Regions from separate parts of the Homo sapiens genome. Here all the other regions are linked to region 3. The links are chromatin loops, found by intact Hi-C in ENCODE. Cell type or tissue: heart right ventricle. All regions are shown on one strand. Region 1 overlaps BRWD1 (bromodomain and WD repeat domain containing 1). Region 2 overlaps BRWD1 (bromodomain and WD repeat domain containing 1). Region 3 overlaps GET1-SH3BGR (GET1-SH3BGR readthrough).

Evidence for each region. Peaks named below come from ENCODE experiments on the same cell type or tissue, not always from the same donor. Only the 100,000 strongest peaks of a DNase experiment are listed, where the experiment ranks them.
Region 1: a loop joins it to region 3, with 2.9 times the contacts of the local background. A loop is called at or near these places in 4 of 110 quality-filtered maps.
Region 2: it touches region 3 in a loop (4-fold over the local background); 53 of 110 quality-filtered maps call a loop at or near these places.

What each region holds. Positions count from the first base shown.
Region 1 is chr21:39,213,466-39,215,965 of GRCh38, reverse strand. It overlaps BRWD1 (bromodomain and WD repeat domain containing 1), which reads left to right. Exons shown (of 41, transcript NM_033656.4): 32 at 604-729; 33 at 2,413-2,485. Among named protein-coding and RNA genes, the nearest start is that of PSMG1, 31 kb to the right of the region's middle. In heart right ventricle, no CTCF peak of the experiment used is centred here; no DNase peak of the experiment used is centred here.
Region 2 is chr21:39,186,351-39,188,850 of GRCh38, reverse strand. BRWD1 (bromodomain and WD repeat domain containing 1) reads left to right here. Exons shown (of 41, transcript NM_033656.4): 41 at 1-2,500. Among named protein-coding and RNA genes, the nearest start is that of PSMG1, 4.2 kb to the right of the region's middle. In heart right ventricle, no CTCF peak of the experiment used is centred here; no DNase peak of the experiment used is centred here.
Region 3 is chr21:39,387,226-39,389,725 of GRCh38, reverse strand. All of the region lies in intron 1 of GET1-SH3BGR (GET1-SH3BGR readthrough), which reads right to left. All of the region lies in intron 1 of GET1 (guided entry of tail-anchored proteins factor 1), which reads right to left. Among named protein-coding and RNA genes, the nearest start is that of GET1-SH3BGR, 8.2 kb to the right of the region's middle. RefSeq lists an enhancer at 1,441-1,610. In heart right ventricle, CTCF peaks have their summits at 775 and 975 (motif pointing right); DNase peaks (open chromatin) are centred at 975 and 1,955; H3K4me3 peaks cover 1,793 bases; H3K27ac peaks cover 1,777 bases.

The sequences.
Region 1 (2,500 bases), 170 kb after region 3:
TGCAGTGGCATGATGATAGCTCACTGTAGCCTCGACCTGCCAGGCTCAAGCAATCCTCCCACCTCAGCCTCTTGAATAGCTGGGGCTACAGGTGCGCACCAGTACGCCTGGCTAATTTTTTAATTTTAATTTTTGGTAAATTTGGGGTTTTGCCATGTTGTCCAGGCTGATCTTGAACCCCTGGGCTCATGCTGTCCTCCTGCCCTGTCCTCCCAAAGTGCTGGGATTACAGGTGTAATCCCAGCTTGCTGGGCCAGCTTTTAGGGTTGATGATATTTAACATATTTTCTTTATTGAGATTCAACAATTTTAAAAGGTACCTATATGCAGTATGAAAAGGGAGGGTAGTTTTGTTGGTTTTCTGTATGTGATTAAGTAATTTGTTAAGATTTTTGTCCTCTTCAGTTCAATATAATTGCTTCGGTGTCCAATGTATTGCCTATGACTATGATCAAGTTGAGAGCATTAGAAGGTTATTCATTATAACTTTGCACTTATGGTTTAATTATTATTTCACAGTTGTTTAATTCACATGCTGCATTTTTTCACTTGGTTTCTATCTTCTCATTTTCTAAGCCCTAAATTGTCTACTTTATTTTGAAGGAGGCTGTCTGCGTTAGTTTGGGAAGTCAGATATATAGAACATAATGCCAGAACATTTAACGAACCTGAGAGTGTAATTGCAAGATCAGCTAAAAAGATAACTGACCAACTTTTAAAATTTATCAAGTAAGTAATTTCATAGATGTTGTGTAAAAGTGACTGCATATTGTGCTATTAACAATCATCTAGTTTTGCCGGGCGTGGTGGCTCATGCCTGTTAATCCCAGCACTTTGGGAAGTGAAGGCCGTCAGATCACTTGCGGTCAGGCATTTGAGACCAGCGTACCAACATGGTGAAACCCCGGCTCTACTAAAAAAAATACAAAAATTAGCCGGGCGTGGTGGCGGGTGGCTGAGGTGGGAGAATTGCTTGAACCCAGGAGGTGGTGGTTACAGTGAGCCCAATCGTGTGTGGATCGTGCCATTGCACTCCAGCCTGAGTAACAAGAGCAAAACTCTGTCTCCAGAAAAAAAAAAAAAAAGGAAAAAAAAATCATCTAGTTTTGTTTTTTACTCAGAACTATACTTTTTTAATGCTTTACTTTAGATGACATTTCTTTACATACATAATTTAAGTAAAAGTCTGAGAAACTGAATAATTCAGTTTTTCAACTTTTTAAAATTTTGAAATAATTTTATACTCCAGAAAGTTGCCATTTGCCTTTCATCTAGTCTCCCCTTAGGTTAACATTTTATATAACTACGGTATACTTATGAAATGTTAAAAAAAAAATCTTGGTACCATGCTATTGACAGAAAGTGTAGAATTTATTTGGATTTCACTAGTTTTTACACCCTTTTATGTTTCAGAATCTAATCCAGAATCCCCATCAAATTTAGCGTTTTGTTTTCTTAGTCTCCTTCAGTTTTTTCTTGTCTTTATCACCTCATCATTTTTATGAATGTTACTTATTTTATAGAGTATAGTTATGTTACTTATTTTATAGAGTATATTTAATTGGATTTTGTTTGGTATTTTCCCATGATTATGTTGTTTTAATGTTTCAGATTATGTCCTGTGAAAATGTTTGTATACGTGTGAATATTCTGTAGATTTTCTTAAATTCAGAAGTATTCAGAATCAAAGAATGTAAACTGACTTGGAAATTCAGACCCAGGTTCTAGTCTGCTCTATTCTAGTGAGCATTCTTAATTTAGAAACAGTGCCATCGTTTTCAGCATCTAGCTGAAAACTGGGGAGTAACTGATTCTTGTCAGCTTTCTTGGTTTGATTCTGTCCTAAGTCTTGGAGACTCATACGTAAGTTACCTCCTCCCCAGAATCACCTTCTTGTTCTTACTTCAGGAAAATTATCTACCCATTTTTGTCTCCTTTATGCTTAGATATCCATATTTCAGCATTCTTTTTTTCTCCTGTGTGTACAGTAAGATACTATTTGCTTTAATTTCAATTCCTTTTTCCCTTATATATATATGTATATATATATATTTTTTTTACCTTAAATCAACTGTTTTCCTGGTACTTATTGTGTGAATACTGCTATTGATGATACTTAGAAAAACTCATCCATGTATTCATCCAATTGAGGCCATACATATATTATTTTTGGATTACCTGCTTAATTTGGATACATACTTAACGGAAAACAAGAAAAACCTTCAAGATTCTAAATTAGGATTTAAGATGGCTAGTTACGTTTACAAAGGGTTGGGGGAAAACCTGATATTCCTCTGTTTGAAATTAGGCACGTATAGGTTGGTGAACTGTTTATATTTTAATGTATAATTTGAATCCTTGCCAACAAGTCACTACATCTGCATACTATTAAAGTGAAAATTTGTTTTTTAGGAATCAACACTGTACAAATATCTCAGAACTTTCTAACACATCTGAAAATGATGAGCAAAATGCTGAGGATTTGGTATGAAGTTTGTTG
Region 2 (2,500 bases), 200 kb after region 3:
CTTAGAATTTCACTGGAAAAACATGTGAATCACATAAGTTAGTTGGCAAAAGGAACTGATGTGTATGTGGTGGGGTTGCTTTGAATAAAGTATTTCCTAACCTATTCTGGGGAGAACGCTCAACTGATCTTAGAGAAGTGTGAAATCAGTTTCATAGACTTAGGGAAAAATCTGAAGTGCTTGCACTGTGAGGGCAGAGGCCTGCCTCATTAGTCTAGCTGTATGAACATGTCAGTCCACAGAAGCAGTTTTTACCTGTACTCATCTGCCCTTCAGTCAGCTTTGTGACAGAAGGGCAAACATCTTCACAGAAGAAAAAGTTCAGAAGGTTGGCATTGGTGGTTTCATTGCTACAGAATAATAGTGTTACTTGATAGTATCTGACTAAAAGAGCTCTCATTTTCTAGTACTTAGTAGTAAAAAGAATGTGGTGGAGTCCTCCAGATGTCTAGTGTGGGTGGAGGATATCAACTGGTTATTTCAGTGATCTACAGCCTTACCTTTTGAATGCTAAATGTCTGGAAACTTCAGGCAGGGTCCTACAAAACAAACTGCCATCAAGATTGGTGTGTACCATGAAGGCAGTTTTAGATAGTTTGACTGTTCATGGCTGCAAGAAAGACCTAAAATTCAAGGGCCCGTGAACTTCAGATACGTAAAAGGAATATCACTTCTGTTCTAGAAGAGTACTAATTAGACTTGTTTGTGAAATTTGAAAATTTGGCTTTGAGACACTGGTAACAAACATATCTGAGCCCTCCTAAGTTTGGTCAGCACGGAGTAGTAGCTCTGGCATCATGTGGCTGTGTAGAGCTCCAGTGTGATTTCAAGCCCCCTCTAAAAACTGCCTTAGTCTGCATGAAGTAGTTAACTCTCCAAAGTGCTTTTTGTCTGGCAAATCCCTTCACAATTTTCACCTCTCGTCTAAAAGCTTCCTTAAAGGAAGCCTTCCTTGATCCCTTAGGCTAGGTTAGGTTTCCAGTCTGTGTTCTCATAGCACTCTGCACTTTTTGGTTCCTTAAAGCAACTCTGTGTTATTTTTTAGAATTTTAATCTGAATCTCGTGTGTCACATACCTAGGTCAGAAAATACTGGAACAATGAAGTTAAGATTTAGTAATTCAAATTATGTAAAATGCTCATATATATGTTTTTAGATTAGCAGCTTTATGATGCCGATGCTGAAGGAACTTTTCACCCCATTCTTACAAGTCTGCTACTGTTTTAAGTGACATCCTTATAGTTGTAGATAAGCAAATGTAAGGTTATATCAATGTGAAGAAGCCCTTAGTATCACATTTTAAAATTTATCATTTAGCAATATGACTTTTAAATTTATTGTTTCCGAATGAGTGTTGTTGAGGAATGTTAGCAGTAGTAAAATCTTGTGTTACAAGATTTTTGCATTTACATGAACTTTCACTCATTTTTCAGAATTTGTTCCTAGAGACAGAGAACCCAATACAAAAGTGAGAACATGTATGCATAATCAGAAGGATGCAGTGCAGATGCCTAGTGAAACTCTGAAAGCAAAAATGGTACCTGAGAAAGTTCCCCGCAGATGTGCTACTGTTGCTGCAAATAAAATAAAGATAATGAGTAATCTAAAAGAAACGATCTCAGGACCAGAAAATGTCTGGATTAGGAAGAGTAGCAGAAAACTGCCCCATCGAAATGCTTCTGCTGCGGCTAAGAAAAAATTACTGAATGTTTATAAAGAGGATGATACAACCATAAATTCTGAAAGTGAAAAAGAGCTAGAAGATATTAATAGAAAAATGCTTTTTTTAAGGGGGTTCAGATCCTGGAAAGAAAATGCACAATAGTGACTATGAGAATGTAGAAGTGGCATCTGAAAACAATTGGTACACAAGTAAACTGGCAGTTACATTCTGCTCCCAGCTCTAAAATTACTCCCTTATTGGCATCTTTGGAGGAATTTTCTAAAAGCCATAATCCAGTGGGTTCCTCCCAGTCAGCTCTTGTACAGACATGTGCTCTGGGGAATTCTGAGGAGGAAATAAATTGCAGAGTCTGTAGGTGGAGAGGTGGAAAGAAAAGACAAATGGCCTGCTATAAGACTACTATTCCTTTCCAGAATGCAAGGCCTTGAAGACATGATTCCTTAGAGGAAGAATATAATGGGAAGTGTACAGGCTAGGAAGAACTTGAAGTGAACAAATTTCAAAATCTTAACCTGATGCTAATTTTCAGGGTTCTCCATTACAGTGTAAAAATTCAGACCACGACAACTATGGTGTCATGAGGAAAAAAAATCAGGCATTTTTCCAAAGGAAGTGCTAATGGGCCTATTTGACTTCTGAGTGAAGCAAAAACTACCCAGATCCATTCCCTACAATTCACATCCCCAAAGGTCAAAAACAAACTAGGAGGACCTGGGAATTTCAGCTGGAGATACTGATTATTGAGTTCTGAAGTAGAGTGTTGGAAATAGGCAATTAGAGAAAGTCCATTGATGTCATTTTGTTTATAATATTGCA
Region 3 (2,500 bases):
AAGAGGCATCAGGGCCAGGCATGGTGATACAGGGGTCCCCAAGAAAGGGCAGCCTGACACAGGAGTCAGGGTCTGTAGGGTGAGGGAGACAGACATACAAGACAAGAAGGAACCCTGCCAGGGTCGGAGCCCAGGTGGGGAGAGGCATGCATTCACTTGGGTAACAGTGGGCGGTGGACACCAGAGATTAATTACAAAAGGGTGATCACAGAAATAAACATATTGAGAGTAACGGAAGCCAGTCTTCTCACTTTCAACAAAGACACTTAGAAAGATGCCTCAGCCTGGCATGGTGGCTCGGCCTGCAACCCTAACACTCTGGAGGCCGGGGTGGGAGGATCTCTTGTATACAGGAGTTCAAGGCTACAGTGAGCTGAGATCATGCCATGGGACTCCAGCCTGGGCGACAGGGTGAGACCTTGTCTCAAAAAAAAAAGGGGGACAAAAGAAAAAAGGCCAGGTTCGGTGTCTCATGCCAATAATCCCAGCACTTTGGGAGGCCAAGGCAGGTGAATCGCTTGAGCCCAGGAGTTCAAGACCAGCCTTGGCAACATGGTGAAACCCTGTCTCTACAAAAAATATGAAAAATTAGCCACTTTCATAACCTGGTGAAGGAAGGAAGGGAAGAAGGGAGGAAGGGAGGGAGGAAGGAAGGAAGGAAGGCAGGCAGGCAGGCGTCTCGGAGAGAAGCAGAATGAATCTTGTGGTGTTGGCTTCAATTGGAGATCTGTGGTTTCCACAGATAGGCAGAGAAATACAGACATAAACAAAGAAGCACGCTCCCCAGGCTGGCCTGGCTGGTCCCTGTGAGCAGAGGGGCCCCGCATGACCTGGAGGCCCGCCTGCGCAGCCCCCGCAGGCCCCTGTTCCCTGCACCAGCCCCAGCCGTCCACTCTCCAGGGAACGGCCCGGCCACGGCACCGGGATGGGAGAGGTGACTGGAGCGCAACGGAGGAGTCGGCAGTGACCGCCAGGTGGCGCCCGCAGATCTGCCGGGAAGGCCTAGTCCAAGGACTGCGCGGGCGCCCCAAGACCAGATCCCTCAGTGGCGCCTCTGGCACCTACCCCAAGGGATCAGCGAACATCCCCAAATCCCAGTCCCACACCAGCGGATGAGACACAATGAGAACACAGCACTGCCTCTCAGAAATCCCTACCAAGTATCAGACATGCCAGTAGGCGTCCCTTCTGCGAAATCACTGGCCTCTGACACCCACAAATGACAGCCATGAAAGTCAAGGGAAGACTGGGAAACTCCTCCAGACAGGAGGCTAGAGGCCGGGAAATGCAATGCATGATTCCGAACTGGGTCCTTTCCCTGTTAAGGACATTACTGCGAAACGTGGGGAACCTGCATGGGGTCTGAGGATCAGATCGTGGTAACGTACTTGACGCCTGCATTAGATCTCGGCTCACTGCAACCTCGACTTCCTGGGCTCAAGCGATACTCCCACCTGAGCCTCCTGAGCATCTGGGACTACAGGCCTGCACCACCACACTCGACTAATTTTTTTTTAGTTTTAGTAGACACACGGTTTCACTATGTTGCCAGTGAACTCCTGAGCTCAAGCGATCCGCCAGCCTCGGCCTCCCAAAGTGCTGGGATTAAAGGCGTGAGCCACTGTGCCCGGCCCCCAAGATTCTTTTGAATACCAAAGTATCTCGGAATGAGGGGGTTTGGGTTGACAACTTCCAAATGGTTCAGGAAACAAAATCAGTTATCGGTATTGACTGTATATAACTTTTCTGCACATTTGTGTTTGTTTCGAAATTTTAAAAATAGATTAATAAAGACGAAATGTTATAGTGTATCTAAAGTGTGCCTGGCACACAATAAATCAGATCCCCCCCCCTCCCCCTTCCAGCTTACAGGTCTCCTCCGCCTGCCGCACAGTAGGGACAACTCTCCATTTAGAGCTTGGAAGCCGCGACCCGCCAGTCGCCTGAGGGTGTCTGCGCATGCGCGTGGTTTCTGACCCGCCCAGTGATGCCGCCTACCAGCGCCTGCGTGATGAGGCAAAAGTGGGGGGGGGGAGTGTGGGGAGTAGGGGGGGTGGAGGGGTCTAGGGGCTCATGCGCAGCGTGTTCACTGCAGCGCAGCTTCTGGCAGCCTTTGCGCAGGGAGTAGGGGGTTCAAATCCAGCTCTCTTTGTGGTGCCTCTGCCCTGGCCACTACCCAGCACTATAACCGAAGGAGCTATACTCCAGCCTGATCCACTCTGGAGAAGGAAATAGGAATGGGCCAAATTCTCTTAGATGAATCACAAAATTATCTTTCAAAAGCAAGGAAAATCTACAGACACTGCTAAGGACTTTTTGATAATTTCGCCTTATACAAATTACACTTCAATAAATCTGACTTTTAAAACCATATTTTAAAAAGAAAAAGAGATTCCAAGACATTATTTAGCATTATAGGGAATACACAAAACAACTCAGGAATGGGAGGTGAGTGAAGGCAGAAGGGTGAACTTCAGGAAAACTGAAGGCAGCTTTGTAA